2 separate regions of the Homo sapiens genome follow, and region 1 is linked to region 2. Evidence: read pairs that join two places in POLR2A ChIA-PET (ENCODE). Cell type or tissue: GM12878. All regions are shown on one strand. Links, peaks and the distances in the headings refer to the core of each region. The heading gives the core; the rest is flanking DNA. Region 1 has its middle 110 kb from the start of SLC13A1. Region 2 has its middle 42 kb from the start of FAM3C.

Region 1 (16,722 bases), core at 5,075-7,574, 1.9 Mb after region 2:
AAGAAGTAAAGACCACAAACCAAGCTGAAAACAAATAACATAATGGCAAGAGTAAGCCTTTATTTATCAATAATAACATTGAATGTAAATAGACTAAGCTTTCCAATCAAAAGGCATAGACTAACTGAATGGATCAAAAAAATAAGACCCACTGATCTCTTGCCTACAAGTAACACACTTCACCTACAAAGAGACACACGATATGATAGCGAATTCCATTTGCGTGGAATATCTTTTTCTATCTCTTATAAATAAGAGATAGAAAGTTCTATTTATAAGAGATAGAAAATAAGAGAAAATAATAAGAAAATAAGAGATAAGAAATAAGAAAATAAAGATATAGAAAAAGATATTCCATGCAAATGGAAAACAAAAAAGAGGAGGAATAGCTATACTTATATCAGACAAAATAACTTTCAAGACAAAACTATAAAAAGGGACAAAAAAGGTCATTATACAATGATAAAGGGGTCAGTTCAGTAAGAGGTATAACAATAGTAAATATATATGTGCCCAACACTGGAGCACTCAGATACATAAGGCAAATATTAGAGTTAAAGAGAGAGATAGACCCCAATGCAATAACAACTGTAAAATTCAATACCCCACCCACAGCATTAGGCAGATCATGCAGACAGAAAATCAACAAGAAAACATTGGTTTTAATCTGAACTATAAACCAAATGGACCTAATAGATATTTACAGAACACTTCATCCAGTGGCTGCAGAAAACACATTCTTCTCAGCACATGGATTATTGTCAAGAATAGGCCACATATGAGGACACAAAACAAGTTGTAATAATTTCAAAAACATTGAAATAATATCAAGCATCTTCTCTGACCACAATGGAATAAAACTAGAAATCAATGACAAGAATAATTTTGGAAACTACGCAAACACATAAAAATTAAACAATATGCTCCTGAATGACCAATGAGTCAATGAAAGAAATTAGGAAGGAAATTTAAAACTTACTTAAAACAAATGAAAATAAAAACACAACATACAAAAACCTGTGGGATACAGCAAAAGCAGTACTAAGCAGAAAGTTCATAGCAGTAAGCACCTACATCAAAAAAGTAGAAAAACTTTAAATAAACAACCCAATGATGAATCTTAAAGAACTAGAAAAGCAAGAGCAAACCAAATCCAAAATTAGTAGAAAAAAGAATAAATAAAGGTCATAACAAAAATAAATGAAATTGAAACCCCTTCAAAATAAACAAAAGATAAACGAAATGAAAATTTGATTTTCAAAAAAACTATAATTGACAAATCTTTCACCAGACTAATAAAATAAGAGAGAAGAGCCAGATAAAGTAAATCAGAGTTGTAAAAGGAGAGACTACACCTGATACAATATAAGTTAAGAGCATTAGAAGAGGCTACTATGAACAACTCCATGCAAATAAGTTGGAAAATCTAGAAGAAATAAATAAATTCCTAGACATATACAACCTACCAAGATTGAATCAGGAAGAAATCCAAAACCTGAACAGACCAATAAAAAGTAATGAGATTGAAGCCATAATAAAAAATCTCCCAGCAAAGAGACGCCCAGGACCCAATAGCTTCAATGCTACATTTTACCAAACATTTAAAGAAATAATACAAATCCTATTCAAACTACTCCAAAAAATAGAGGAGAGAATATTTCCAAACTCATGGTACATTGCCAGTATTACCTTGATATCAAAACCAGACATAGACACATCAAAAAAAAGAAAACTACAGGGCAGTATCCCTAGTGAACATTGATGGAAAAATCCTCAAAAAAATATTAGCAAACCAAACTCAACAAAATATTGAAATGATCATTAATCACGAGCAAGTGGGATTTATCCCAGGGATCCAAGGATGGTTCAACATATGCGAATCAATGAGATATATCATATCAATAGAATAAAGGACAAAAACCATATGATCATTTCAACTGATGTTGAAAAAGCATTCGATGAGATTCAGCATCCCTTCATGATAAAAACCCCCCAAAAAACTGGGTTTAGAAGGAACATGCCTCAACACAATAAAAGCTGTATAAAACAGACCCACAGCTGGCATCATACTGCATGGGGAAAAACTGAAAGCTTTTCCTTTAAGATATGTTTCAAGACAAGGTCGCCCACTTTCAACACTGTTATTCTACATAGTACTAGAAGTCTTCCTCACTAGAGCAATCAGACAAGAGAAAGAAATAAAAAGCATCCAGATTAGAAAGGAAGAAGTCAAATTATCCTTGTTTACAGATGATTATCTTATATTTGAAAAAACTCAAAGACTCCACCAAAAAAATCTATTAGAACTGATAACAAATCAAATAAAGTTGCAGGATACAAAATCAATATACAGAAATCAGTAGCACTTTTATAGGCCAATAGAAATATAAGAAAGAACTCAGGAAGGTAACCTCATTTACAATAGTTACAAATAAAATATCTAGGAATAAATTTCACCAAAGAAGTGAAAGAGCTGTATAATGAATATCATAAAACATTGATGCAAGAAACTGAAGAGGACACAAAATTGGTAAGATATTCCATGTTCATGAATTGGAAGAATCAACACTGTTAACATGTCCATACTACCCAAAACAATCTACAGATTCAACATAATCCTTATAAAACTATAAGTAACAGTCTTCACAAAAATAGAAAAACAAATCCTAAAATTTATACAGAACCACAAAAGACCCAGAATAGATATACCTATCCTGAGCAAATGAATAAAACAGGAGGAATCACTTCACCTGACTTCAAATTATACTACAGAGCTATAGTAACCAAAACAGCACGGTACTGGCATAAAAACAGACACCTAGTCTAATAGAACAGAAGAGAGAACCCAGAAACAAATCCACACATTTACAGTGAACTCATTTTCTACAAAGGTGCCAAGAACATACACTAGTGAAATGACTGTTTCTTCAATAATTGGTGCTGGGAAAATGGATATCCATATGCATAAGAATGAAACTAGATCCTATTTCTTGCCATATACAAAAATCAAATCAAAATGGATTAAAGACTTAAATCTAAGACCTCAAACTATGAAACTACTAATTAAAACACAAGAGAAATGGTCCAAGATATTGCACTGGGCAAGGATTTCTTGAATAATACCCCATAAGCATAGGGTTATGCAAAAATGGACAAAGCAAACCAAAGCGAAAATGGACAAATGAGATCACATCAAGTTAAAAACCTTCTGTACCACACAGGAAGCAATCAACAAAGTGAAGATACAACCAAAAGAATGGGAGAAAATATTTGCAAACAATCCATCTGACAAGGGATTAATAAGCAGAATATAAGGAGTTCAACTCAATAGAAAAAAAGAATCTAGTATTCCAATTTAAAAAATAGGCAAAATATATTAATACACATTCCTCAAAAGAAAACATGCAAGTGGAAAACGTATATGAAAAAGAAAAGGTGCTCAACATCATTGATATCACAGAAATGAAAATCAAAACTACAACAAGATATTTTCTCACCCCAGTTAAAATGGCTTTTATCTCAAAGACAGGCAATAACAAATGCTGGCAAGGATAAGAAGAAAAAGAAACCCTTGGAAACTGTTGCTGGAAATGTAAATTAGTACAACCACTATGGAGAATGGTATGGAGGTTCCTAAAAAAACTAAAAATAGAACTACATGTGATCCAGCAATCTCACTGCTAGGTATATAACCAAAAGAAAAAAATCAATATTTTGAAGAGATATCTGCACTCCCATATTTATTGCAGCACTATACACAACAGCCAAGATTTGGGAGCAACCTAAGTATCTACCAAAAAACAAATGGATAAAGAAAATTTGGTACATATACACAATGGAGTATTATTCAGCCATTTAAAAAGGGATATCCTATTATTTGCAATGTGGATGGAACTGGAGGACATTATATTAAGTGAAATAAGCCAGGCAAAGAAAGATAAATTTCACATGTTCTCACTCATTTGTGGAAGCTAAAAATAGATCTAATTTCCAGTCAACAAATACTTAACTCTGTAGTCATTCTCTAGAAAGTTCTATCATAAATAGAGCTCATAGAGCTAAAGAGTAGATGATGGTTACCAGAGGTTAGAAAGAGTGGTAGTGAGGCAGTGGGGATAGTTAATGGGCACAAAAAGATAGTACCCATTTATATTTTACACGAGTAAAATATAGTATTTGATAGCACAACAGGGTGACTACAGTCTAATAATTTATTGTACATTTTAAAATAACTAAAAGAGTATAATTGGAACGTTTGTAACACAAAGAAATGTTGAATACTTGAGGTGGATACCCCCATTTACCCTGATGTGATCATTATACATCATGTGCCTGTAATAAAACATTTAATGTACCTCATAAATATATACACCTACCATACAAATAAAAAAAAATTAAAGAACGATTTTAACTTCTATTTGAATTCATCTAGAATGGGTAGTGATCAGTTATAAGGACACCCTCAATATAACCAGTTTTTAAAATGTTATAACAATGTCAACTTTAACACTGTACGTCTTGTCTTTAAATCTTAAGGACCTATTTTTCAATCAACAAATACTTAACACTGCAGGCATTCTCTAGAAAGCTCTATCACAAAATAGATCCCTGCAGAGCTCTTGAAATAGGCCCTGTTAAGACCACTAGTATTAGAAAAGAAGTCTATAGAACATTCCAGCGATTCATTGCTCTTTGTTTTTGAAGTTCTAGCCTTAAACTAAGCCCAACCTTCAAAAAACCACATGATTTGTCCCCAGGAACTCTAAGTCTCCATTGAAACAATTTACTTTCATTGTGTTGAGCCCTCAGCTGCTGTGAAGTTTGTCTGTAAAGAATAATTGTGTGAAAAATGTGTCAACATCCTCTCTAAAAGAAAATAGATCATGTTGCTTATACTGTTCATTATGGTTTTACAGTCCCAGAGGCCTGAATTATCAACCAGATTCACGTAAGAGTCTTCCTCAGCCTCAAACTTAATGATTCACAAAGAATTCAAAACAATGGTGCCAGTAGCATGAATGTCAAGAAGACCTCAAACATCAGATGCAGTTTTCAGAATACCCTTTTCTGAACTGGGTTCATTTGCTTTCAATTATATCATCTAATCAGGTGCCAGTCAAGTTAACACAGGGAAACCACTGAGTTTGGGATCTTGTAAAATTATGTATTTCATTAATAACATAGTCCTGTTCTGGCTATATAACTAAATCCCACTATTCATCACAGCTGCAGCATATAAATCCATAAATTTCAGATTCCTTTATAATAATCAAAGTAGACAAACTAGGTATACGTTTGTAAAAGCTTTTCTGTAAGTCCTTCCTTTTTATCTTTTAGCCTGTGTATTCCATCAGTCAATGTTTGCAAAGATTCAGATGTATGTCCCCTCAGGTATTCCGGAGGTGAAAGGAAACTCATTACAGACCCACTATTAAATCTTTCCTTCCCATTTCCTATATTAGGATCCCTGGAATAAACAAACTCTAAGAATCGGCAGTAGAAAAATTTTCTCTCTCTGAAAAAGCTGATGGGCTTATTTTAACTGACAATGAGAATTACATAACTCAATGCATTTCCCTCTTTAGATTCTACAATATCATGCATAAAATGAGTATATAGTCTTTAAACTGTTTATATTCAATGTTTTATTTGTACCTGTATGTATTTTCCTTTGGAAATTGACCTTTTATTTCAAGCAATCTCAAATCATTTGGGGGATAAATATAAAGAGCTAAAATTTGTATGTTTATCTAGAAAAAAATTACAATAAGCTTTCTTTTTCCTTCATAAAAGATATTGTATCTATAGGCATCATTGACAAAAAGACTTCTGATGGCAATATTATTTGTTTTCCACCTCTGCTTCTTCATCCTTTTACACTTCCTTATCACAACTAGAATTTATACACATCGTGGTTAAAGGTCACGTAACTTAGTTCCTATTTTTGGAGATATTTTTCTACCACATTTCCCAAGCTAAAGCTCTCTGAGCTAACTGTAATGAACCCTGCACTGCAAACCCAGGGACCTTAATCAGCTGTTGCCTATTCACTCCTTCTGAAGTTCCAAAGTTCCTGAACAGTGAAAGGCTTAAGGGAACAGAAATTCTAATCCATGAAACTTGAATAGCTCTCATGGGCTGACAGCATCATCATCATGCTGAGAGAAGGAATGAAGAGTGAAGGCTACCAGTGGTTGCACAAGAGAGGGAAAAGGAATAGTGAGAATAGGTGTTGTATTTTATGATTAGGTAAAGCAATTAAAGGGAAACAGACTATCAAAAAGAAAAAAAGACCAAGATTGACTCCAAGCATATAGTGAAATTTTTCTCTTTTACTTAGGTATGTCAAGTACCTAAGTAAATTATAAATTTACTTAGAATTATAAAATATTGAGATTAAAGGGACTTTAAAAATCGTTTTATCCAACCTCTTCATTCAAACAAATTTAAGATCAAGTTGGAAAGAGAAAGACTGAATATAGTGGCAAAGCAAATCTTCTTTTCCTTTTCTCTCCAAATTTCTTATTTTTCTTTTGAATTTATTTATGGCTTTTCTTTGCTGCATCCCATTTTGGAGGTCAAATTTATCAGTCTTTTCCTTAATAACTTCAAGAATATTAGTTAGGAGAGGGTTTTTTTTCATTTCAGTTTATAGAAGAATTCACTTATTTTTAGTTCATGTAGAGTTTTTTGTGTTTTCATTTTAAAAACTCAGGTCTCTAATTAATTAGAAGAGTTATTCTTGTTAACTCCTCTAATTAATTTGAATTAAGAGCCCACTTTCATCTTTTTTCAATGTTTCTCTAGTAAACTAACACCACTTGTTGAAAAGTTTATGTTTTCCCCAATTATTTAAAACGCAGAAACTGTTATATACATTTGGGTCTATTTTTGGATTTTTGATTGTGCCATTGGGCTGTCAGTCCATTCATGTGCCAATCTATATTGATTTAATTTAGAAGCTATACAGTATGTTATCATATGTATTAGGGCTACCTTTCTCATTTCCTATTGCCCCTTTTTATTGTATTTTTTTTCTTCATAGCCATTTGAGCTTCATAGTTTTTGTATAGGCTTTATAATAAATTTATCTGTTTTTTAAAACTTGGTTTTTTTTTTGAGTTCTTATGTAGAATTGATATCTTTGTGATGCTTATTTATTCTAAGAATATAGAATACCTTTCCATTTGTCCAAATATAATGTCATATGTTTCGTGAGTGTTTTAATGTTTTCCTTGTACCTTGTGTGCGTTTAACTTTACACTTTCTTTTATTATTTTCTGGTTGTTCTATTCATTCGGAGCATCCAAATTTTCATTCTAACCTTCCGTCTTTATTCTCCTCTTTGTTTTAGTTTTAGATGTTACAATTCAATATATGCAGCAATAATTGCCAGCAGTCCTTGTACTGAAATTATCTCTTAATTGGATGAATACTTTTCTCTATCAAATTTCTTAAGAAGAACTTGTGAGTAAAATATGAACTGACTTCTTACATGGTTAAAATCAGTTTTCAGTAGTTGTGAAAATTGAAGGACAGTATATAAAACCCTTGGTTCACACATTGTTTCTTGGAAATGTTATTCTACTTTTATCTAACATTATATGCTGACAATTTCCAACCTGAGTTTTAAAATTTCTTATTTGTAGTTGTCTTTCATATCTGCAATTATTTGTTTAATTATGCTCAATTCATGTTTCAGTATTGTGTTACAATTTCCCTTTGATTTGTGACTTTTTCTCAGGACAAGGCAATTGTCATTATTTTACAGAACTCTTCCATTTTCTTTTCCTTTCTTTTTTTAGAAGAGTGAACAAGTAAATAGTGCTCACCATCTCCTCTAGAGCAGGATAAGAGATGTTTCAGTATCAAAGTAAAATGTGCCACAGTTTCCCATTATTACTGAATGGTAGCACTTTGCCTCTCTTACGACTTGATTTTCTCTTCCTGGGACTCAGATGTCTCTTTGCTATCAAGTAAACCTTCTGGCTACTTGTCCATTACCTATTTTCAGTTATGTTTTCTAATGCTGTCTTCAGTATCAGAAATGATGAGAAATTGAGCATTTTTCCCTTGGAGAATATAAGTTGGCCCTATCTTGCTAGCTGAGTCCTACATATCCAAAATCAATAACCTCAGTTTCTTCCCACATTCCCTAAGATTTAAAGAATAATTAGAATGCTGTAAATCAGTGTGGTACCAGATGCACCCCAGCAAATGATAGCTCTTGGAATAGCATCTGAAATGATAATGTGTACTCACTTGGAATTCAGAAATGAAAATGTCCCAGTGCCTTGCTTTATTACTGAAGGGAATCAGTCTTACACCACAGCAATTGCCTGTTCCCACCAGCTGACAATGAAATGAATACGCTGTAGGAGCTGAGATGATTGTGGCATTAAACTTAGCAGCCTCTCCATGATCCTGCAAGACTGCTACTGAATCTAAACTAAATCAGTTCTGAGAAGAGTCTGTATAGAACTTGTTCATCATTTGAAATCTGGAGGGGGAAAATGAGTAAAATCAAATGAGTTAGAAAAGACATTATCAACTAAGAGACAGCTCAGGGATGTTTTAGATCAGGCTGAGAAAATAGGACAGAAACAGCCAAACAGCCTGAGGAGAGTTGACATCATCTGCGAAAATCTAAGAGATTGTTTTATTACTGTCATCAGTTGTGATTATGATAATAATAGTGATCTGGTGTGCAGTGAACACAAAACAATGCAGTAGCAACAGGACTGGCTATATATAAAAAAAGGAATAATATAGATTTTCTGACTGGTAAGCTTGGCATCTAAGTTACCCAGACTATAACCAGAGCAGGGACATCGAGGAAATTGAGTAAATGCCTGAGATAGGGCAAGCATCTGCATATATTATGACATTGGTCTTACTTAGTCCTTTAATCTTTCACTTAGAAGGGTAATGAATGAGGGAAAGATCAGTCCTAGGGACATTATGAGTGGAGGGAGCAAAGCAAAGGTGACAAGTATATTAATATCTATGGGTAAAGCTTTCTGAATATGACATCTCATTTAAGGTTCACAACAATGCAATCAGTTAGATACTATGATTTCCATTCTATACATGAAGTAATTGAAGTTTTGAGGAGTTAAGAAAATTATCCTAGTGCCAGCTGGCCTGTAAGGAAAGCAAGTGGCCAGTAAAGAGAGCAGGGGCTGAAAGCCCAGTGAGTCAGAGCCACAATATTCCAGATTGAGGGCCTTGCACCAAAGCTGGACAAGGAGATGAAATGGAAGTTGCCTGAGATGTGATCTCCATACAAACCTTTCTCATCTACATGACCCTGCTGTGAGTCACTTCTTTAATGTTAAGGAAATTGGACAACACATGAGATCGGGCATCACAAGTAAATGCATAAGGGGAAGAACTAGTTACAGTTCTCCAACTCCTATAAGAGCATACTCATACTCCTATAAGTCATGCATCACTTACATATGGATATATGTTCTGAGAAATGCTTTTCATCAGATTACTTTGTTGTGCAAACATCATAGAGTGTACTTACACAAACCAAGATTGTATAGCCTACTACACACTTAGGCTGTATAACATAGCATATTGCTCCTGGGCTACAAACCTGTAAAACATGTTACTGTACTAAATACATATGTTACTTGTGTATCTAAACATATCTAAACATATAAAAGATACAGTAAAAATACAGCATTACAATCTAATGGGACCACTGTCATACATATGATCTGTCATTGACCAAAATGTCATTATGTGATGCACAACTGTACTTTTATACTTATGCTCCTATCTTTAAATAAGTAGCCCCAGAAAGATATAAGAGATTTTTTTATTGGATGGACATAAAATTCAACTTGTTAATGCCAGGTTTAGCTCTGGTAACTAAAATATCAAACTACTTGGGAAGTATGAAAAAACTTCTTGGGGTCACAATGCATTCTTATGTCTGTGATATTCAGCCTCTGTAAATATTGATGCAATTGTAAATCATGCCAAACTCCATTTCCTAACAAGTATTAATTATAAGAGAATTATGCAAGAGTTTGAGTCCAGCCTGGGCAACATAGTGAGACCCTGTCCTCAAAATAAAAAAAATAATAAAAATAAAGTGAGAGGATTATGTCTGAAATGGCCCTGAATTGTCAGTTTACCTTTTTACTTCTGACTAGTGTATATTTGTAAAGAATTCCTTACAATTAGTTATGTTTTGTGAAAGCACAAAACCACAGTGACATTTAAGCCAGGACCATTATTCTGTGTTTTTAATAAATGTACAAATTAAGGAAAAAAGAACAAAAGAAATTAAATATTTTAAATGTGTTATTATCTGCAGTGATTTTTCTGTATGTTTGATTTAACAATTACTGAAAAATATGACTAAATGTCGCATTTTCTTTTGTATTTGTCTACAAAGAATAAATCTTTTGCTGATCTATCAATTCTTGATATATTTTGAAATGTTATTTTTAATACACTTAAGCTTAAAATACAGTGAAGTAGTACTTTAAAAAGTTACATTGTGACCATTTTTGTCTTTAATGATCCTTTATTCCCTGTAAGTTTTCTTTGTCTGATGCTAATGTAAGTATACCAACTTTCATTTGCATAGAAACATCCTTTTCCATCCTTTGGCTTTTAAGTTTTCTTTATATAATACTAATATAAGTATGCCAGATTTTGTTTGGTTGGAAATATCTTTTCTTATTCATTGATTTTCACTATTTTTGGATCTTAACAAGATATAGCTGAGTCGCATACATGTGTTTTTGTTTGTTTGTTTCTTTGTTTGTTAAACAGAGTCTTGCTCTGTCGCCAGGCTAGAGTGCAGTGGTGCAATCTCGGCTCACTGCAACCTCCGCCTCCCAGGTGCAAGTGACTCTCCTGCCTCAACCTCCCAAGTAGCTGGGGTTACAGGCACGCACCATCACGCCTGGCTGATTTTTGTATTTTAGTACAGATGGGGTTTCACCATGTTGGCCATATATATTATGTTTTTTCTTACACATTGATACCCAAGATAAAACTTAATTTATAAATTAGGCCTACTGATAGATGAACAATACCTAATAATAAAATAGTACAATTATAACAATATACTGTAATAAAAGTTATGCAAATATGGTCTCTCTCTCAAAATATCTTATTGTACTGTATTCACCTATTTTCAGACCATGGTTGATCATAGTTTATTGAGACTGAGGAAAGTGAAACTATGGATAAGGGGAGATTACTATGTTTAAAAACCATATGAATAGAGGGAACACAGAGAATTTTTAGGGCAGTGAACTACCCTGTATGGTGCTATGATAATGATGAATATATTTCACTATACATTTCTCCAAACCCATAGAATATCCAACACCAAGAGTGAGCTCATGTGAAAAATGGGCTTTGGGTGTTTTTAAAATGTTATGTCAATGTAAATTCATCAGTTATAATAAATATAACACTGTGGTAGGGAATGTTGATGATGTGGGAGGCTATGCATATGTGGAGGCAGGCGATATATGGGAAATATCTGTACTCTCTATTCAATTTTGCTGTGAACCCAAAACTTCTCTGAAAAATAAAGTCTGTTTTTTTAAAGTATGCACACTAGATGTGCTCATTACAACTAGAATGTCATTGCTTTTTTCTAGACCAGCTTAGCTGACATAGCTAAGAAATACAAACACACATATTACATTTTTTTTCTATATTTTCCACCTCCATTTCTACCTGGGAATTTTCTATATCTTTTCTCTTATCCATTCAATCAGTAAATTTCTTAAGATATATCATGTGCCAAACAATATGTTTGGTGCTGGGGAAGATGTGCAGAATAATATAGGGTCCTTGCTTTCAGGGAGCTTAGATTCTAGGTGTCTTAGCCTAGGAAGAATATTTTAGTTTTACTGTAAGATACCTTCAGATAACTCATCATTCTCACCACACTTCTATTTTAACTCTGCAAGATTAGATAAGCTGTTCCTTATAATACTGAAGATATAACACTATATCTTTATTTTGTTGTTTGTTTATTAGTATGCAAAATTCTTACTTATATGGCTAAGTAAATACTTTTATTTCTTAGCACATCAAAAGGAACTTGTCAAGTTTTGACTAAGTTTTTTTTCTCAAATGGCTAAATGTAAGCTTAAAATTTTTAGAAAATAATTGTAAAGCACAAAAATGCATTTAAGAATTGGAATAGAAAATTGTGGAATTTCTATACAGTTTCCCTAAAATATTTGAGTTATTTAACAAGAAATTTTGAAAGAATGGAAGACTATTCATACAGGTGCTTTCAGAAAACAAAATACTCACCAATTATCTCAAAGTGTCTCATCTGTGCAGTCTTGTAAAATTAGGAACATAGCTGAAGGCATATTTCATCCCCATAAAATTTTACTTAATAAGTAATTTTATATTGTTTTAATCATAATTTTATCCTAAAATTTCCTTTCATATAATTACAAACTGTTTTCTTAAGATTTTAAGTTGAATGCTTGCTGAATTAATTGTCTATATTTTAATCACATCAAAAATATTTTTAAAATTTAAATTTACTTTGATCACTGTTGTGGCCTTATTTCATAGTTTCAATTTATACATAGGTTAAATGTTTATAATTTCAGAAACATTCTATAGGCTTATTTTATTCTTTCTTTATTTATTGGCCCAATTGTTACTTTAGATAATTTTTTAAATTAAAAAAATCAGCTTTCTTTACACAAATTCACGGTATTCTGCTTTAAGAGTGATCTAAAATATATTCTTCAAATTTTCTGATTTTCAAATTTATATAGATTTTCTTTCTGTGTGTTATAAAAACAATTTTGGAATGTAAATAATGTGCACTTAAAAAGATGGATAATCCTTTTAAGTCTATAAACTTTGGTAAATATTAATTATTTCCAATAACTGAATTTATTTTCTCTGTGTTCTTGTTTTGTTTTACCGGGATTTGGTACAAATAGTATTGAGCTAAAATCAATACAATCTCTGGAGGTCAACTACTGGGGTTTAATATTAGTCTCACCATTTATATATGATCTCTGTCAAATTACCTGGCCTTTATGTGCCTTAGTCTCATTATTTCAAAAATGGGAATAATACTATTTGCTTTATAGGATTTATGTGAGAATTAAGTATTTACAAGATGCATTTAAAACGTGTACATAAAACTAGCACTACACAAATGTTAGCTATTAATACTATAGTTGCTTTAAACTCCACTTGGAATTTACATTTAGTATTTTTTCTTGTTTTCTCTATTCAGTTTTTTCTTTTTAATTTTTCTGCTTTAGTGTTATGCTATAGTAAAACAATTATTTGATTCTTCATTTAAATACAATATGTCTTTGATGAGTAATTTAGACATCATTCACATAAAAAATTGCTCTGCTACTCCTATTATCTGCCATTCTGTATTTGTTTTATCAGTGATTGCATTTGTTATATAGACTTTTTTGTTTATTTTATAATTTTAAAACTTTTATAATGGTATCTTTGAACACGTTTTAAAAATCCATTGAAATCACCCACTAAAACTCTTTCCAGGTTAATTATCAATTGTGTCTCACAAGCCAACTTAGCAATTTCGATCCCCTTTATAATGGAGAAAGCATTTCACAATTTTGGGCTTTCCCTCCTTGCCTTCTCTGACTCCTGCTTTTTCTTAGGCTAACCCAGGGGCCCATTTTAATGGGGTGAGGGAGAAAGTTTAATTAAACTAAGCATTTGGTCTAATAATTACTGAAAATAACCTCATTTCTTCCTTTTCTTGGTCTTATAATTTCTTCTTGTTCTATCATTATCTGCTCTCCCAGCTCACAATTTTTCTTTTATTAACTTAAATTTCTGCAGAAGAAAAAAAAGTGGTGCTTTAAAAAATATTAGCTTTTTGGCATTACAGGGCTGAATGGAAACTATTCTATTATTTACAGAAAATACTTATTCCAAAGCAAGGCCACTCTTGGAAGGAGAATGAGAATTTAAACTGAACTGCTCTACTTAATAATGGAAAGTATTAACTTGTTTGTAGGCTGGGTGACATCTACACAAAGATATTATGATTTTAAACTGGAAGAGATTGAGGGTTTTGGGACTGGGGAAGGGACAAGAGAGAGGGGTGATGTGAAAGAGGCGGAAATGCTCATAGTGTTCATGAGCCCCCAAAATTTGTGAGGTTGGGAAATCTCTGTAAAATGGCAGAGGTGGCACCCTTAGGAGCAGTGACCCCGACATCCAATTTAAAGTTACCTTTTCTTCATTAAAATTTCTGGGAAGATTTCTTTTGGGCCACCACCTATTATAGCCTAGTAAGAGCTTGGACCTGAGGGATGTTGAGAACCACTTTGGTGTGAAGTTGAACTGCAGCTGCACAGAGTGATATAAAGATAACCATATATGGTAGAGAAGCCCTCAGCAGGGTCTGAAGCAAGAAGGAGAAGTGATGTGCTTTGGGTGTGTGCAACCCTGCCCTCAAAATTGGGAATTTCAAAAAGTTCATGGAAAAGTAGAATTAAAAGATAAAAATTTAAAATATAAATTTTGTCTGTCAACATAAGCTCCATCAAGTTCAAGACACATTTGTAAGTAATGATACCAGACATTTAGTTCAACCCTAAATAACTGAGGGTCCTGGGAACTTAATCATGTCAACATAATCATTTTTATATTATTAACTGAAGAAAAATGTGTGGTCTTACCAGATTTTTTAAGATTAAGAAACAAAAAGAGCCAAATCAGAACCTTAAGGTAAATGCCTAAGGATTTCCCATCAAAACTCCCACAAAATTCCCCTTATTTTATGTTACAGTGGAGAAAGACTCTCTGGTGAAGCTTTCCAACTCATTTTTCTGCTAAACCTTTGGCTAATTTTCTCAAAACACCCTCATAATAAGCAGATACTATCACTCTTTGTCCCTCCAGAAATGCAACCAGCAAAAGGCCTTGAGCATCAAAGTGACCTTTCCTCTTGATTAGTTTCCTTTTGTTTTGACTGGACCACTTCCACCTCTTGATAGCTTTTGCTATCATTGTGCTTTGTCTTCAGGATTGTACCGGTAAAGCCATGTTTCATCCCCTGTTACAATTCTTCAAAGAAATGCTTCAGGATCTTTAATTCCACTTGTTTAAAATTTCCATGAAAAGCTCTGCTTCTATCTGTAGCTGACCTGGATGCAACAACTTCTGACAACCATTGAGTAGAAAGTTTGCTCCACTTTAAATTTTCAGTCAGAATTTATAAGCTGAACAAATTGAGATGTCTTTGGTGTTGGCTATTGTTTCTGCTGTTAATCATCAGTCCTCTTAAATTAGAGCAAAAACGAGATGAATTTTTTCCTTGCAAATCGATGTGGATGGTCAGTTGCTACAGGCTTCATCTTCAACATCATCTCATCCCCTTTCAAAACGAGTTATCCATGAGTAGGAGTACCTATTCTTATATCAGATTAAACAGACTTTAAAGCAACAGTAAAAAGAAAAGAGAAAGAAAGTCATTACATATTGATAAAAGGATCAATCAAGAAGATATATTATAATTCTAAATATATAGGCATCTAACTCTGGAGCTCCCAGATGCATAAAACGATTTCTACTAGCCCTAAGAAAAGAGATAGACAGCAACACTATAATGCAGGGAAGGGGCTTCAACTCTCCAGTGACAGCACTAGACGGATCACTGAGGCAGAAAGTCAACAAAGAAACACTGGACTTAACTGCACTCTGGAACAAATGAACCTGACAGATATTTACAGAACGTTCTACCTAAGAATTGCAGAATATGCATTCTTTTCAACAGCACATGGAGCATTCTCCAAGATAGACTACATGATAGATCACAAAACAAGTCTCAATAAATTTTTTAAAATTGAAATCATATGAAGTTTATTCTTAGACCACAGTGAAATAAAATGAGATATCAATTCCAAAAGGAACTCTCAAAACTATACAAATACATGGAAATTAAGCAATATGCTCCTGAATGATTTGGTGGTTAACAATAAAATCAAGATGAAAATTTAAAAATTCTTCAAAATGAATAACAGTGACACAAGTTATAAAAAGTCTGGGATACAGCAAAAGCAATGCTAAGATGAAAGTTTATAACACTAAATAGCTACATCAAAAAGTCTGAAAGATCACAAATTGGCAGCCTAATGTCACAACTCAAGGAAACAGAAACAAAAACAAACCAAAATCCAAAGCTAGCGGAATAAAAGAAATAACAAAGAGCAGAACTAAATGAAATTGAAACAAACAAAAAATCAATGAAACTAAAAGTTGGTTGTTCTTTGAAAAGATAAAATTGACAGACCATTAGCTAGATTGACTTCTCTTCTAGAAGAGAGAAGATTCATGAATAAACACTTCTCAAAAGACGATATACAAATGGCCAACAAACATATGAAAAAATGCTCAGTGTTGGTAATCACACAGGAAATGCAAATTAAAATCACAATGAGACACCACCTTACCCCAGCCAGAATAGCCATTATTAAATAGTCAAAAAAAAAAAAAAATACAGATGATGTGGATGTGGTGAAAAGGGAACACTAATACTATGGTGGTGAGAATGTAAATTAGTACAATCTCTATGGAAAATAATATGGAGATTTCTCAAGGATCTAAAGTGGCCCTATCATTTGATCCAGCAATCACACTACTGGGTATCTACCCAAAGGAAAAGAAGTCGTTATATCAAAGAGACACCTTCAGGGACATGTTTATCGT
Region 2 (16,722 bases), core at 6,889-9,388:
AACTCCTGGGCCCAAGCAATTCTCCTGCCTGAGCCTCCCAAACTGTTGGGATTACAGGCGTGAGCCACCATGTCTGGCCTCCACTAGATATTTCTGATTAAATGTCTAGTCTCTATTTCAAGCTAATATAACCAAAACATAACTATTGATTCCTCTAGTTATGTTCCAAACATTCCCCTCCTCTGGTTCTTCCTCTCACTAAATGGCAGCTCCATTGATTGTTCAGGCCACAAATCTCTTAGTCATCCTTTACTTTTCTCTTTATCTTACAGCTCAGATTCGGGCCATCATAAAACATGGGAACATTATTTTCAAAACATAATCAGAATCTGACCACTTCTTACAACCTTCCCCACCACTCACTTGGTCCAAGCTACCTTTATCTCTTGCTCAGATGTTGCAATGTCATCAGTATATTTTTTGTGTGGCACTCAGAGTAATCCTTTTAAAAATCAGTCAGATGGTGCCACTTCCTTTAGTAGCTTCAAATCTTACCCAGAAATACAATTCAAAATTCTCATCCTTGCACAAGATAGCCATTTGGAATGCCAGAAATGCCCCATATTTTGACCTAGGTTATGTTTACATGGGTATATGTAATATATCTGGGTGTGTAAATATATGTATAAAATATATAAATGTGTGTGTATATGTAGATATATATGGAGAGATAAGTATTTATTAAGCTGTATAATTAATATGTGGGCACTTCACTATAAGTAAAACTCTCTCTCTTTATATATATATATATTTTAATTTAAGACTCTGAAAATCTGCTCTACACCATCTTGTCTCTCACCACTCACCTTCTAAAACTGTGTTCCAGTTACACTGAGTTCCTGAATATTTCTGGAACTAATGGGAAGCATGTTCCCACCTAAGGGATTTGCACTTATTGTATGCTCTATATAGAATCCTTGGAAACTAGCCTCACTTCTTATAGGTCTGCTAGAATTGTCTGAGAGGCCTTCCCTGAACTCCTACACAATGATATTTACACTATTACACTTTACCTATCTATTTATCTTGAATTTTGCAGGACAAAATCACACCAAGAAGCTGGTTTCATCATAAGAACATAACCACACACCTCACATGGATTCTCAGTGCCATCCTACAGTCTTACTTTTCTGTCTTCTTTCCCATACTCTGATTTCTTTTTCTTCAAATCTCCCCAACCCTCCTCAACTTCTCTTCACTTTGGATAATGACATCACTGTTTTACTCAAGAGAAATGGAAACTAGCAGAAAATTTTATTAGTTTCTCCACCACAAAATCTATAATTCTATTAGTAATTGAACGTGTCTTCACTATATCTTTCCTGTTACAATGAGAACTGTATTCAACTTGCTTTCAAGGGCCTATGTCAACCGAGCTGTGGGTTCATTCTTTTTCCTTCTCAAGAACTTTGATCCTTCAGTTATCTCTTACCTTGTTGCAATACCAGTGTCTCTCTCTCTCTCTGTTTCTCTGGGTATTCCAACCAGCATGCACACATTCTCTAGTATCTGCCATATACTAAATACACAAAAAAACTACCTTCATCCCCAAATCTCTCACCCAGTCTGATTTACCTGCAAAACTTCTCTAAAGAGTTTGCCTCTCTTGCTCTCTCCCTTTCCTTGCCACCCACAAATTCTTCCACTCACTCAAGTCTGGCTTCTCTCCTGCCCACCACTACTGTGGAAACCTCGGTGTTTACAACTCCAGTGGCCCCCTCTCTATCCCAGTGTATTGACTTTTTCTTGCATTGAACAGGTCTGCTTTCTCCCTCATTTGTGCTTCTCTTGGCTTCTGGGACACTTCCTTTTTCTCAGCTTTTGTCTTGCCTCATGGTTGGTTCCTTCGTCTCCTTTGATGGCTCCTTCATATCTACTCAATCTTTACTTGTTTAAGTGCTTCAGCATTTGATTCTGGACAGTTTTCTTTTCTCATCCTGTATTTGAGTAATCTTATCAAAGTCCTTGGCTTTTGAATAATCAAAACATAGCTATTCTTAAGCATTTAAAATATAATCTAGATTACAGGCACGATTTACATACCAGAGATGTTGGATTGAGAGTTATCCAAATAGATTTGCTATCTGAGACTGAGATTGGGAGAACTTGCAGAAGTGTTGAAGATACAAAAAAAAAAAAAAAAAGAAAAGAAAAGAAAAAAAAAGAAAAAAGAAAAAAAAAAGTTCTGGGCGTGGTGGCACATGCCTGTAATCCCAGCACTTTGGGAGGCCGTTTCAGGTGGATCATTTGAGGCCAGGAGTTCAAGACAAGCCTGGCCAACATGGTAAAACCCCGTCTCTACTAAAAATACAAAAATTAGTCAGGCATGGCGGCCAGTCCTTGTCAAAACAAAACAAAAACAAAAACAAGTATTTTGATAGGACTTTCTGTTTGGAGGTTAGATGTAGGAAGAGATGAAGTAGAAAGGCAGTGATCAGAGAAGGAAGAACAGAACAAACATGAAACTCCAGAGGAGAGAGACATGCAAGGAAAAGAGTCTTCTACACAATAAAATTCTGCAGAATTTTTGGATCAGAAGATAATAGAAAAATTTTTTTAGGATTTGAAAAGAAGAAAAGGAGATCATAATATCTGCAAGGGCAGTTTTGGTAGGTTATAAAACTGGTACATTTTGGAGTAAGGAGTAGAAGGAGAGAATTACCAGGCATACATCACTCATTTCATGAGTTTAACAGTGGGAGAAATGGTTTGATAAATAAAATAAATAGTGGGATCAACCTTGTTTTTATTTTATTTTATTTTTTGGTTTTGTTTTTGTCTTTTTTTTTTTAATGCGTTTATTGGGGCAGAGAGATGAGAGCCTGTTTTTAAAAAGGTATCTACAGAGAAGAAGGAATTGAAACTGTAAGAGAAAAAAGAAGCAATCAAAAATCAGGGAAAATAGAAGGATTGGACTTTGCAATATAGGAGAAAGAGTGGAGGGATTCTTGTTTAGAAATAAAGAGGTTTATCTCTTCCTTTGGAACTTATGGAAGAGACTAAAAGGCCTATCAAAACAATAATGCTGGCCGGGCGCCGTGGCTCACGCTTGTAATCCCAACACTTTCGGAGGCCGAGGCAGGGGGATCACCTGAGGTCAGGAGTTTGAGACCAGTCTGGCCAACTTGGTGAAACCCCATCTCTACTAAATATGCAAAACCTTAGCCAGACATGGTGGTGCATGCCTGTAATCCCAGCTACTTGGGAGGCTGAGGCACAAGAATTGCTTGAACCTGGGAGGCAAAGATTACAGTGAGCTAAGGTTGCACTACTGCAACTCTGTTGTCTGGGCAACAGAGCAAGACTCTGTCTCAAAAGGAAAGGAAGGAAGGAAGGAAGGAAGAGAGACAGAGAGAAAGAAAGAAAGAAAACGATAATGCTTCTGTAGGCCAGAGGTGATTAAAAAAATATATATATATAATGCTGGGGTATACTGAAGATGATGGCCCAGATCTTTCATGTGACATAGAAGGCAAGATCATCTACTAAACAATCAGGCAGAAATCAGGACTTGAGCAGCATGAGGAAAATAAGAAGGCTGGCTATAACACATCAGGTGGGAGTCAGGACGTTTGGGTTTCAGCTGGCTCAGAATATCTACTGGCCGCAGGCAAATCTACAAGTTTCAGATTCTTCTCTCAGAGTGTAAAGAAACCAGTCTCAATTTCTAAAGTCCCTAACATTCTGTATTTGATTTTGTGATTGGAGACTGGAATATCTTCTGTAAGGAGAGGATTTACTGAGTCAATGAGAAAACAATGAAAAGATCAAGCAACAGCATGAGGATCCAGTTGAAAATTAACAAAGCTGAATTAGGTCTGAACCACTCTGCATCTTCCTCTAAGAATCCTCAGTGGCCAGGAAGCAGCAGTGGAGAAAGCCAGCCATGGTAGCAGCCCTTTATAGAAGACAATGGTGTCCAGTTCTGCAGAATGTCGGGGTACAGGACATCTGGTCTAGTGGAGAGGGAAGTATTGTAGACCATGCTGCCCAGTCTGAGGACAAACTCCAGTTTCATAAAGAGGGCCCTGATAGGATGAAGTGAATTCAAGGACATGGAAGGCTTGGGGATCTCTCTGAAGTTAGAATGCTTGTTTCAGAGGGTGAGAAAAAGGGCAGGTGAATCAGAGAGAAATTTGATATAGAGCAGGTAAGGAGCACATGGTTGAATCTCAGAGAAATAGCAATGCCTATTAAAAGTGAGATCTGGGTTGGGTGTGGTGGCTCACACCTGTAATCCCAGCACTTTGGGAGGCCAAGGCAGGCGGATCACTTGAGGTCGGGAGTTTGAGACCAGCTTGACCAAGAAACCCCATCTCTACTGAAAATACAAAATTTGCCAGGTGTGGTGGTGCATGCCTGTAATCCCAGCTACTCAGGAGGCTGAGGAAGGAGAATCACTTGAACCCAGGAGGCAGAGGTTGCAGTGAGCCAAGGTTGCACCATTGCACTCCAGCCTGGGCAACAGGAGTGAAACTCCATCTCAAAAAAAAAAAAAGAGAGAGAGAGAGAGGAGAGATCTGGTATATACTATCCTGGTGTGTAGATGGTGTTAAATAGAAATGCATAGAAGTTAAGGCAACAAACTCGGTAAATATGGCATCAAAGCAGTTTAGTAATAAGAACACTGAAGTGGCTGAGGCCATTGCTCATGGAGAAACAAATTATAAGCTAAAAGTGTGAGTGTGATGAATATGGAGATAAGATCTGCAGAATATGGGGAAAATTGCATTGTCCTTAAGGCAGTGTGTATGCATGTGTGTGTGAGTGTGAGAGTGTGTATGTATGTGTGTGTGAGAGAGACAGAGACAAAGGGAGAAAGAGGATAATAAAGAATTGTACAATAAAAGAAAGAACAGTCAACAGAGACTGTACAATGAGAGACAAAAGAGTCAACAGGCAACCAAAATAAATAAATAAATAAATAAATAAATAAATAAATAAATAAAACAAGAAAACGAGGAAGAAAATTACTACTCATCTCTCTTCAAATCAAGTATAGGAAGATAATAGACCAACAGGTTATTGTTAGAGAGAAAAAGTGTTTTTACCAACATGAATGGGAAGAGACATTAAAGGACATAATAGCAGCACCTACCATAATGTTTAATAAACAAAGCACTCGAGATAAGTTTTGTTGAATCCAAATTACACATGTTTACTGTTTGCCTTTTCCTGAATACTTTCACATATATCTGCTTTAATCTTGTGGGTTTTAAAAATAGATTATCTTAATCTGTCCCGAAGTTACTTTACAGAGAAGTTGGGGTCAATCCAGCAGAGGATGTCTGGTGTCAAGATTTCCAAGAATTTGCAACCTGGACATGGATTCCCATTCAAAATCACAGAAACAAGCACTCTTTTCTCAAAAGGTATAACCAAGATTCAAATGCTGGGAAGATCAATAACTAATTTCAAATTTAAATGACCAACGGTAGCACTGCTGGGCCAAGAATTGGGTAGAGCATGGACCAGCGATGAAGAGCAATTAAGGAAAAAGTGAGGACAAATGATCATTTCATGATGTAAACATATATAAAACATCACATTGTACCCCATAAAAATAATATATGCAATTATTATTTGTCAATTAAAAAGAAAAGAAAAAGGAGGGTTCATGGAAGCAGTCTTGGTGAAACTTCAGCCATTTCCATTAATTCATGGTGTGGGTGGGCTGGTCTAGTTTTAAGAACTAACAATGGGACAAGGTGAAATTTGCACTTGGGCCTTCATCTAATAAGTTGTAATTGATGTTTAGGTCTCTTGTTATAAATCTTCAGTTGAGATAAAGGTCTTAACTGAAAGGGAGTCTGTCTACAGTGAAAGAATGTTTTTACAATTTATTCGTTCAATTGTTCCTAAATTCCTGATTTTCAGGTTCACCCTTTCCTTTAATCCAAATAATTAGCTGGTGACATAATCCATGTGTTATTGGAAAGAAAGCACACTCCCTTTCCACTGCCATACTTCCATGTCTTCCTGTTCTCCTGTTACTCATAATTCCTGCTCCTCTTCATTATTAACTCCTATTTATGCTCTGGATTCCTGCAGCTGTCACCTTTGCCCTGCACATGGCCACTGCTCTCCTACCTGCATTCAGCAAAGCACCACTAACACTGGGCTCTTAGGCAGGTAATAGATACCTGCCTAAGGTTTGAGAATAATAGAGACATAGGAAAATTCATTCATCCCATTTAGTAAATAGTTTTTAACACCTATCATTGATACAGCTCCAATGAGTGGAGGAACAACAGGTTCTTCGTCTGGAGTCGAATTAGATAAAACGACATGGACAGACATGGAGTGGTTTTAAGGAGCGGAGAGTTTAATAGGCAAGAAAGAAGGAAGAAGGCAGAAGGAAGAAGCTCCCCCGTACAGAGAGGGAGCCGTGCTCCAAAGTAGAGAGAGGGAACCAACCCCAAGTGCGATGGATACCAGCCAGATATATGCAGAGGCTGGAGGAAGCGGTGTCTGATTTGCATAGGACTCAGGGGATTGGTTTGACCAGGCATGTCATTCATGTAACCCATGAAAAAGCTGGCCCTCCCACCCTAATATGCAAATGAAGGGCGCCATGATGTTCTACACACGTGGGGATATGTGGGGGTGGCCATGTTACCAGGAACATGTGGGGCAAGGTCAAGAAGACCCTGGGAATCACTATGTTTGGGTGGACCCAGTTTCTAATGGCCTGTTTTTGCATATCAAAGGTTGCCAGCCTGGCTCTAAGAGCAGGGGCTTTACAGGAAACTTTTCTGGAGATGCTTTTTAAAAAAATGAAAACTTCCCAAGGACCCCTTTTCCTCTCTATCTGCCTAAAATAATTTCTTAATAACTCCTATCACATCGTCTAGACATTTTTCTAGGTGCTGGGCACAAAGCATTGAACAATAAGGATAAAATCCTTGTCTTCATATTGCTTACATTTTATTTGGATCACAGACAGTAAGTAATTTTAAAAACTATATTAAGGTTGCAATTAACTTTCTTTGTTAGACAAATAGTGCCAATATGATCTTAAGAATCTAGAAAAAATTAGAACTTGGCTTCTTTAAATGACTGCTTAATGGGTTGCTTATTATTTCCCACACCCCTGTGTTTCTCTGAAGAACAAAAGATAGAGGAACGAAATGAAGGGGAGAAAGGTGATACAATAAGGATTCCTAAAGACAACAGGCCAGGCCAGGTGCAGTGGCTCATGCTTGTAATCTCAGCACTTTGGGAGGCTCAGACAGGAGGATTGCTTGAGCCCAGGTATTTGAGACCAGCCTGGGCAACATAGCAAGACTTCGTCTCGACTAAAAAAATGATAAAAATTAGTCAGGCATGGTGGTGTCCACCTGTAGTCCTAGCTTCTCAGGAGGTTGAGGTATGAGGATTGCTTGAACTCAAGAGTTGGAGGCTGCAGTAGTGAGCTATAACCGTGCCATTGCACTCCAGTGAGACCTCGTCTTAGGAAAAAAAAAAAAAAAAACCCGAAAGGGAACAAGACAACTCCAAGTGGCTCTAAAGAAGGCACCTTCACAGAATTCTGAAGAGGGAGTCTGTCTTGGGGCACATTATTCCAGATTTTTATCTCCTCAAATGGATGATCTGATATATGAAGTCACCCCCCTTATCATATCAGCTGGAACCTTCCTCCAGGGTGCAGATCCTTTCCTTTTTATTTATATGAAGAGCCTCCCTACATATTTGCACTCATGCCTTCCACATTGATAAATGGCTTTCACTTAGTGCTATGACAACTCTTCTCTGGAACTCTCTCAGTTCTCAACTCATGATTAATAGTTTCAGTTAACATTCTTTCCTTTACTTATCTTAGTAATTTACAGAGATGAACTTGCTCTCTCTGTTGTAACAAGTACAAGTATACGTAGCTTCACATTTTATACATTCCATTAGAAAATGGTGCAGAAAAGGAGGATCTCTGACCAGATAAAAGAGAGGGTCTCTGGTCTCTGACTAGATAAAGATAGTTCCCCTAATCCTTCTTGACCACAGATATTACTTTTGGTCAGCATCCAAAATCTTTTTAATAAGAAGGTAAGCAGTCTGTCCGTTCTCAGATCTCAAACTCCATGCTGGGAGAACCACTACTCTCTTCAAAGCTGTCACATAGGGACATTTAAGTCTGCAGAGGTTTCTGCGTCTTTTGTTCGGGTATGCCCTGCCCCCAGAGGTGGAGTCTACTAAGGCAGGCAGGCCTCCTTGAGCTGCGGTGGGCTCCACCCAGTTCGAGCTTCCCAGCTGCTTTGTTTACCAGCTCAAGCCTCAGCAATGGCAGGCGCCCCTCCCCCACCCTCGCTGCCGCCTTGCAGTTCCATCTCAGTCTGCTGTGCTAGCAATGAGCGAGGCTTCGTGGGTGTGGGACCCATGCCCTCTCTGACCTCTCCTATTCAACATAGTGTTGGAAGTTCTGGCCAGGGCAATCAGGCAGGAGAAAGAAATAAAGATATTCAATTAGGAAAAGAGGAAGTCAAATTGTCCCTGTTTGCAGATGACATGATTGTATATTTAGAAAACCCCATCGTTTCAGTCCAAAATCTCCTTAAGCTGATAAGCAACTTAGGCAAAGTCTCAGGATACACAATCAATGTGGAAAAATCACAAGCATTCTTATACACCAATAACAGACAGAGAGCCAAATCATGAGTGAACTCCCATTCACAATTGCTTCAAAGAGAATATAATACTTAGGAATCCAACTTACAAGGGATGTGAAGGAACTCTTCAAGGAGAACTGCAAACCACTGCTCAACGAAATAAAAGAGGATACAGGCAAATGGAAGAACATTCCCTGCTCATGGATAGGAAGAATCAATAGCATGAAAATGGCCATACTGCCCAAGGTAATTTATAGATTCGATGCCATCCCCATCAAGCTACCAAAGACTTTCTTCACAGAATTGGAAAAAACTACTTTAAAGTTCATATGAAACCAAAAAAGAGCCCGCATTGTGAAGACAATCCTAAGCCAAAAGAACAAAGCTGGAGGCATCACGCTACCTGACTTCAAACTATACTACAAGGCTACAGTTACCAAAACAGCATGGTACTGGTACCAAAACAGAGATATAGACCAATGGAACAGAACAGAACCCTCAGAAATAATACCACACATCTACAACCATCTGATCTTTGACAAACCTGAAAAAAACAAGCAATGGGGAAAGGATTCCCTATTTAATAAATGGTGCTGGGAAAACTGGCTAGCCATGTGTAGAAAGCTGAAACTGGATCCCTTCCTTACACCTTATACAAAAATTAATTCGAGGTGGATTAAAGACTTAAATGTTAGACCTAAAACCATAAAAACCCTAGAAGAAAACCTAGGCAATACCATTCAGGACATAGGCATAGGCAAGAACTTCATGTCTAAAACACCAAAAGCAATGGCAACAAAATCCAAAATTGACAAGTGGGATCTAATTAAACTAAAGAGCTTCTGCACAGCAAAAGAAACTACCATCAGAGTGAACAGGCGATCTACAGAATGGGAGAAAATTTTTGCAATCTACTCATCTGACAAAGGACTAATATCCAGAATCTACAAAGAACTCAAACAAACTTACAAGAAAAAAACAACCCCATCAAAAAGTGGGTGAAGTATATGAACAGACACTTCTCAAAAGAAGACATTTACACAGCCAACAGACACTTGAAAAAATGCTCATCATCACTGGCCATCAGAGAAATGCAAATCAAAACCACAATGAGATACCGTCTCACACCATTAGAATGGCGATCATTAAAAAGTCAGGAAACAGGTGCTGGAGAGGATGTGGAGAAATAGGAACACTTTTACACTGTTGGTGGGACTGTAAACTAGTTCAACCATTGTGGAAGACAGCATGGCGATTCCTCAAGAATCTAGAACTAGAAATACCATTTGACCCAGCAATCCCATTACTGGGTATATACCCAAAGGATTATAACTCATGCTGCTATCAAGACACATGCACACGTATGTTTATTGTGGCACTATTCACAATAGCAAAGACCTGGAACCAACCCAAAAGTCCATCAGTGATAGACTGGATTAAGAAAATGTGGCACATACACACCATGGAATACTATGTAGCTATAAAAAATGATGAGTTCATGTCCTTTGTAGGGACATGGATGAAGCTGGAAACCATCATTCTCAGCAAACTGTCGCAAGGACAAAAAACCAAACACCGCATGTTCTCACTCATAGGTGGGAATGGAACAATGAGAACACTTGGACACAGGAAGGGGAACATCACACACTGGGGCCTGTCGTGGGATGGGGGGAGGGGGGAGGGATATCATTAGGAGATATACCTAATGTAAATGACGAATTAATGGGTGCAGCACACCAACATGGCACATGTATACATATGTAACAAACCTGCACATTGTGCACATGTACCCTAGAACTTAAAGTATAATAATAAAAAATTAAAAAAAAAGAAAAAAGAAGGTAGGATCCAGGGTTAGTTTTTGTAGCCTTGGCTGGCCCCTTGGCCTCTGGCATACTCGAACTTCCGGCCCTTGGAGCGGACGTAGGGTTTGGTGTGGCTGTGTGGGGTTCCCAGGGCCTTGTCGAAATGCCAGTACACCTCTCGACCCTTGCGAGGACCTGAGAGCAGGACGGTGCCGCAGACCTTGGGGGAGTCCAGGGCCAGCTGGTCGAAAGTGAGGTTCTTGCCCCCCACCCTGAAGATGTGGCTGCGGGCCCGGCTGGTCACGCCCAGTGCACACACCTTCAGTTTGGGCACCTCCTGAACCCACACGTCATCTGTTATGGTTCCCACAACCACGGCCGTTTTGTTTTCCTGGCCAGGAAGCTTCATTTTCGGGATCATCCGGGAAAGGGACAGAGGTGGCTGGTTGGTGCACTCATAAACAACCTCTTCAGCACTATTACTTTTTTTAAAGTGCCCTAAATATCCTTATCAGAGGGGTATTCTTACTTTCACTTTCTCTTTTTTTCCCCTCAGGGCTTTCTTGCCCTCTATTTAAATCTTTCTTCTAAAGCTTCTCTTCCAGTCCTAGGATCCCCAATTCTTTGTCTCCCTTGTCTTCCAAGGGAACATTTTTTTTTAACAATTCTTAATTATGCAAAGAATTTTATTTCTTCATTCTCTCAACCATTCCAATTCTAACTGAGCTCTAGGGCCTACCTACATTTAACTAAATGAAACTAAACAACAAAATCATCAGGATATGGCTGACCTATATTATGGAAGCAAGCTTGAGTCATCTTTTTTAATAGGAATTTTGTCTTCTTCCTACAAATGCATTGTTGCCAAAGAGAGTCATAGAGGGAAGGATTTTGCATAGGGAGAGATGAGCTTGGGATGGGTAGAATCAAAATTTCAGAGAGTTTTAAGGGGTGGGTAATGGGCTTTTGCACAAAATCGTAAAATAAAGAAAAAGAGAGAAGGGAGCTTTTCAGCTGAAGGTGGATAAGGTTTCTATTAGTCATCTGTGGGGAGAGATAGATGGATATTAAAAGGAGAGGACAGTTTACATATATAGAAATTTATAAAGGCCTAAATACAGACACAGGAAAGACAACCCACCTGTTTCTAGCATCCTAGGTAGCACATTTGTGTGGAGCCAATAAAAAAAGTGTACACAAATAAACCAATTATATTCAGGTATGTTTTGAAAGAGCCATGTTGACTGGCCTAAGATGTGGGAAAAAAGCCAGGGATTTTGTTCACAGTAAGTTCAATACAAACAAATCCAGTGATTTGCCAAAAGAGCTAACTAGTATCTTAGCCCGCATTAATGCAATTTCAGTCTCTTTAATAGTGTAGTGTTGTTCTACAGCACTTACCATGGGGAGTAAATGAAGCATTTCTAGCATGGTAATGAATCTATTGGTAGTACAGTCATTAATGAACTGTTTTTTGTTTTGTTTGTTTTGTTTTGTTTTTGACGGAATTTCGCTCTTGTTGCTTAGGCTGGAGTGCAATGGTGAGATCTCGGCTCACCACAACCTCCGCTTCCTGGTTTCAAGTGACTCTCCTGCTTCAGCCTCCTGAGTAGCTGGGATTACAGGTGCCTGCCACGACACCTGGCTAATTTTGTATTTTTAGTGGAGATGGGTTTCTCCATGTTGGTCAGGCTGGTCTGGAACTCCCGACCTCAGGTGATCCACCCACCTTGGCCTCCCAAAGTGCTAGGATTACAGGTGTGAGCCACTGTGCCCGGCCCTGGTTTATTTTTATTTTTATTTTTATTGTTTTTGGTTAAGTTTTTATTTGGTCATATTAAGACACAGTAAAGTTTTGCTTCTATAAAGTGAATAATCATTAATTTTTTTTTTTTTTTGTAATTCAAGGGAAAACTTAAGTTTGGTTGGTTAATTTTCCTTTTTCCCCTCTATATAGATGCTCTTAAGAGAATAATTGTAGTTAAAAAAACATAAGTAATTACACTTTTGGAAGCCAGCATGTTACATTACAGTTGTGCAGGGAGGATCAGAGGTAGAAACCCCAAGAAGCTACTGCAGGCCTGACTCCTTCTTCCCTTCCTTGCCCAGCCCCTCTAGTTTTGCCTGAGGGATGCAAGGTAAACTACATCAACAAAGGTCCAGGAACCACAACAATTCTGAGGTCACAAATCATCTAGGCCTGCAGGTGGATGCCCTAGATTGTAGGCATTGATGCCAAGGAAGGAAACCACCCTCTTAACACCTCACGATCTGTAGGGCATTGACAGCAGAGGCTTTTACTCCTCAGCCCCTCCCCTGAAAGGCCTTGATTAGGAAGGTAGCTGAGTCACCATAGAAAGGCCAAGTATGTGTAACACAGCCAATACTGAGAGTGAATTCTGATAGACAACCTTTCTCCGAATTATGTTTTATTTCTGTTTTTCTATATCCATATTGTTTTCTATATTTATTTTCATATATTCTATATTCAGAACATAGAATATGATTCTGAATATATAATTTTTAATATTTAATAGAGACATGGAGACATTAAATATTAAATATTAAATTTAATATTTAATAGAGATATATTTAATACAGACATGGAGAAACCCCATCTCTATTAAAAATTCTATATTCGGAATATAGAATACAATTGAGAATATAGAATAACACAATTCTATATTCGGAATACAGAAGAACGCAATTCTATATTCGGAATACAGAAGAACGCAATTCTATATTCGGAATACAGAAGAACGCAATTCTATATTCGGAATACAGAAGAACGCAATTCTATATTCGGAATACAGAAGAACGCAATTCTATATTCGGAATACAGAAGAACGCAATTCTATATTCGGAATACAGAAGAACGCAATTCTATATTCGGAATACAGAAGAACGCAATTCTATATTCGGAATACAGAAGAACGCAATTCTATATTCGGAATACAGAAGAACGCAATTCTATATTCGGAATACAGAAGAACGCAATTCTATATTCGGAATACAGAAGAACGCAATTCTATATTCGGAATACAGAAGAACGCAATTCTATATTCGGAATACAGAAGAACGCAATTCTATATTCGGAATACAGAAGAACGCAATTCTATATTCGGAATATAGAATATATTCCTATATTCTATATTCGGAATACAGAATTATATTCCTATATTCTGTATTCCGAATACAGATTTATATTCCTATATTCTGTATTCCGAATACAGAATTATATTCCTATAGTCTGTATTCCGAATACAGAATTATATTCCTATAGTCTGTATTCCGAATACAGAATTATATTCCTATAGTCTGTATTCCGAATACAGAATTATATTCCTATAGTCTGTATTCGGAATACAGAACTATATTCCTATATTCTGTATTCGGAATACAGAACTATATTCCTATATTCTGTATACGGAATACAGAATATATTTCTATATTCTATATTTCGTTTTTCTATATTTTTCTATAAATAGAATGCATCACCGACCCAAGGGATTCAAACATCATGGGTATCAGAATCACATGTCCCTCCCCAGAGATACTGCCTCTGTCTAGAATCCCAACAGCCCCCTTTAGGCACAGTGTCACCCCTGGGTTTTTTCCTGAGATAGTAAGCTGTAGCAGGAGACCCTGAGAGCTGCGGTTGCTTTGTTGGGAGAATAAGGCAGTAATCTGTAGCCTCACTTCCTCAGCCTAAAATGACGGCTTGGCCCAAATGACTTGTAAGTTTCTTTTCAATTTCTACCTTCTGCAAAAATAGCAAAAGGAAGTTTTCAAATTTTCATTTATAATATCCTGGAAAACACAGGACAAGTGAAAAGGCAATTTGTTGACTAACTTGATCACGGTAAAGAGTCAAATTGGATAATTAGATTCCAAAGTGGATTTTGGGGGGACCTAATTTTCCTATTTGGCTGCCTAACAGTATCAAAATAACTGCTAATTGCCAAATCTCTCTCTCCCTTCTCTGTATGCTTAGCCAATATTGCTGTAGTGCATCAAAAAAAAAAAAAAAAATGCTACCATTGCTCAGTCCACCTGTGCATCTCCTAATAATTAAATAGTGCACTTGTAGAAATTTTTTTTGGTTGGGGGGAGGTGGGAGACAAGAAGATTTACACATATAGGGACTAGTCATAGCCTATAGTTAAGTGTCTAGCTCCAGAACCTGAAGCACAATGGTTTCTCCTAAGTGAAATTTAGGACTGTAGGACCAGCTGTAAGCTGAGACCTCCAAAATCTGCATTGGTCAGCGGTCCCCAAATTTTGGGCAAAGGGAATCACTTAGGAATCTGTAATAATACTGATATTTGGTTGCCCCTAACTCTACCAGACATGATGATTTAATTGGTAGGGGATGAGAATAGGAATCATACAATTTCCCCAAGTGATTCTAATGTGGAACAAAGTTTGGCAACTCCTGAAATTTGGTCAATATCATCGTAAAATATGCTAGTTTGTTAGGTTGATTTTTTGCAATGGTTGGGCCTAAGGCAATGTGATCAAGATTGCAGGCACTTGGATCAGACAAGCTGCTTCTTAATCTTGCTCAACCTCTGCTGGTTCTGTCTATGTCCACAAACTGGCCAGGTAATTTTGTTTAGTTTCAGCTTTCTTATTTGTATGATAGAGATAAATGTGCCCACCTCATAGTATTGTTCTGAAGATGAAATGTGTTTGGAAGGTTTTGGAAAATTGTTGGCATGAAATCTGGCACCCAGAACTTGATATATTCTAGCCATCATTATATGTTGTTAGGATTTTGAATCTATATTTTATTTTATAAGACAAAAGTCGCTGGGCACAGTGGTTCACGCCTGTAATCCCAGCACTTTGGGAGGCCGAGATGGGTGGATCACCTGAGGTCGGGAGTTCGAGACCAGCCTGATCAACATGGAGAAAACCCGTCTCTATTAAAAATACAAAAAATTAGCCAGGCGTGGTGGCACATGCCTGTAATCCCAGCTAGTCAGGAAGCTGAAGCAGGAGAGTCACTTGAACCTGGGAGGTGAAGGTTGTGGTGAGCCGAGATCTCGCCATTGCACTCCAGCCTAAGCAACAAGAACGAAACTCCGTCTCAAATAAAAAAAGAAAAAGATCTTTGAATAAGTCATCTGAGGAAGTTACCATAGGCCTTCCTTTACTTATTTTCTAAAGATAACATAATAATTATATTTTTCTTTTATATTACAAAATTAATTTCTGCAAAACAAAGCAGAATATATACCATTTATCACAACTCTTTTCTTCAACACTGTTTCGTTCTATAAAATGGAAATGAAAGTCCTGTACAATAGCAGTCACTAGCTAGCATCTAATTTAATTATCTTTATAGCATCTTTCATAAAACTAAGTCAGTAGGAGGCCATAAACAGAGAATTTAGGAAATTTTATTAATCTCCTGGGTAATAATATAGACATTTTCCTTGAATTCATAATGTCTCAGTGGGCTTTTGATTAGATATGCAACTCAAGTCACATGGATGATAACACATTGAGAACTTATGGTTGATGTGATCACTAAACATAGACTGTGAAGGTCAACAATTTTATTGCCAATTCCTCATAGCAGCTCTATCTCTAAAATCATATGTATAATGCAACCAACTTACTCTAATGCAAAATACCCACATTCTATTTTCATGTGTTATTTTCTTTTGATTTTTAAAATGTACTAAACCAATGTAAAAATAAAATTATGTATGCTTAGCCCACCTTGGGCAAAAATGCAGTTTTGCCGGGGAGTGAGGTAGGAGTAGAGAGATGGGTGTCCCGATTAAGAAGAAGATTAAAGGGAGTTTCAGGCAACTCTCTAAGGAAAGTCTATGCTCTACTCCTAAACTTCTCTAATGCCTTGGATGTGTAACCAGAATCCTGAAATACTAGTTTCACAGCTAGCAGGCGCCTACCACCATTAGGTTTGTTGCTTCTCGCTGAGGCAACTCTAAGTTGATCCCAGCATGCTGTGCAAATATAATCAGCTTTCATGTGTGTCATAATGCAAAAAAACATGGGACGCCCTGCTTACATAGCACTCTTTTTTTTTTCAGTGAATGTTATCATTATAATTAAAGTGTCTTTGGGTATAATCTTGGATGATTCTAATACTCAAAGAACAAAAATGAAGAATTCCTGACCATTTCACAAACTCATCCAATTTTAAGATGTTCTTTTTGGTTATGAAGGAAAACACAATTAGAGATTGTTGTTCAAATTATATGATAGATGACTCTGCAGTACATTATAGTATCAAAAATCTGGGCTTCCTTAGCTTTGGAGGGCTATTATCATAACAGTTG

Evidence for each region. Peaks named below come from ENCODE experiments on the same cell type or tissue, not always from the same donor. Only the 100,000 strongest peaks of a DNase experiment are listed, where the experiment ranks them.
Region 1: POLR2A ChIA-PET joins it to region 2 with 7 read pairs; 1 of 35 experiments calls an interaction of 5 or more read pairs at or near these places.

The regions. Positions count from the first base shown.
Region 1 is chr7:123,300,123-123,316,844 of GRCh38, forward strand. No RefSeq gene overlaps it. Among named protein-coding and RNA genes, the nearest start is that of SLC13A1, 110 kb to the left of the region's middle. In GM12878, for the core only: no CTCF peak of the experiment used is centred there; a DNase peak (open chromatin) is centred at 6,027.
Region 2 is chr7:121,430,377-121,447,098 of GRCh38, forward strand. It overlaps the pseudogene RPL18P4. Among named protein-coding and RNA genes, the nearest start is that of FAM3C, 42 kb to the left of the region's middle. RefSeq lists an enhancer at 8,059-8,353. In GM12878, for the core only: no CTCF peak of the experiment used is centred there; DNase peaks (open chromatin) are centred at 8,086 and 8,325; H3K4me3 peaks cover 665 bases.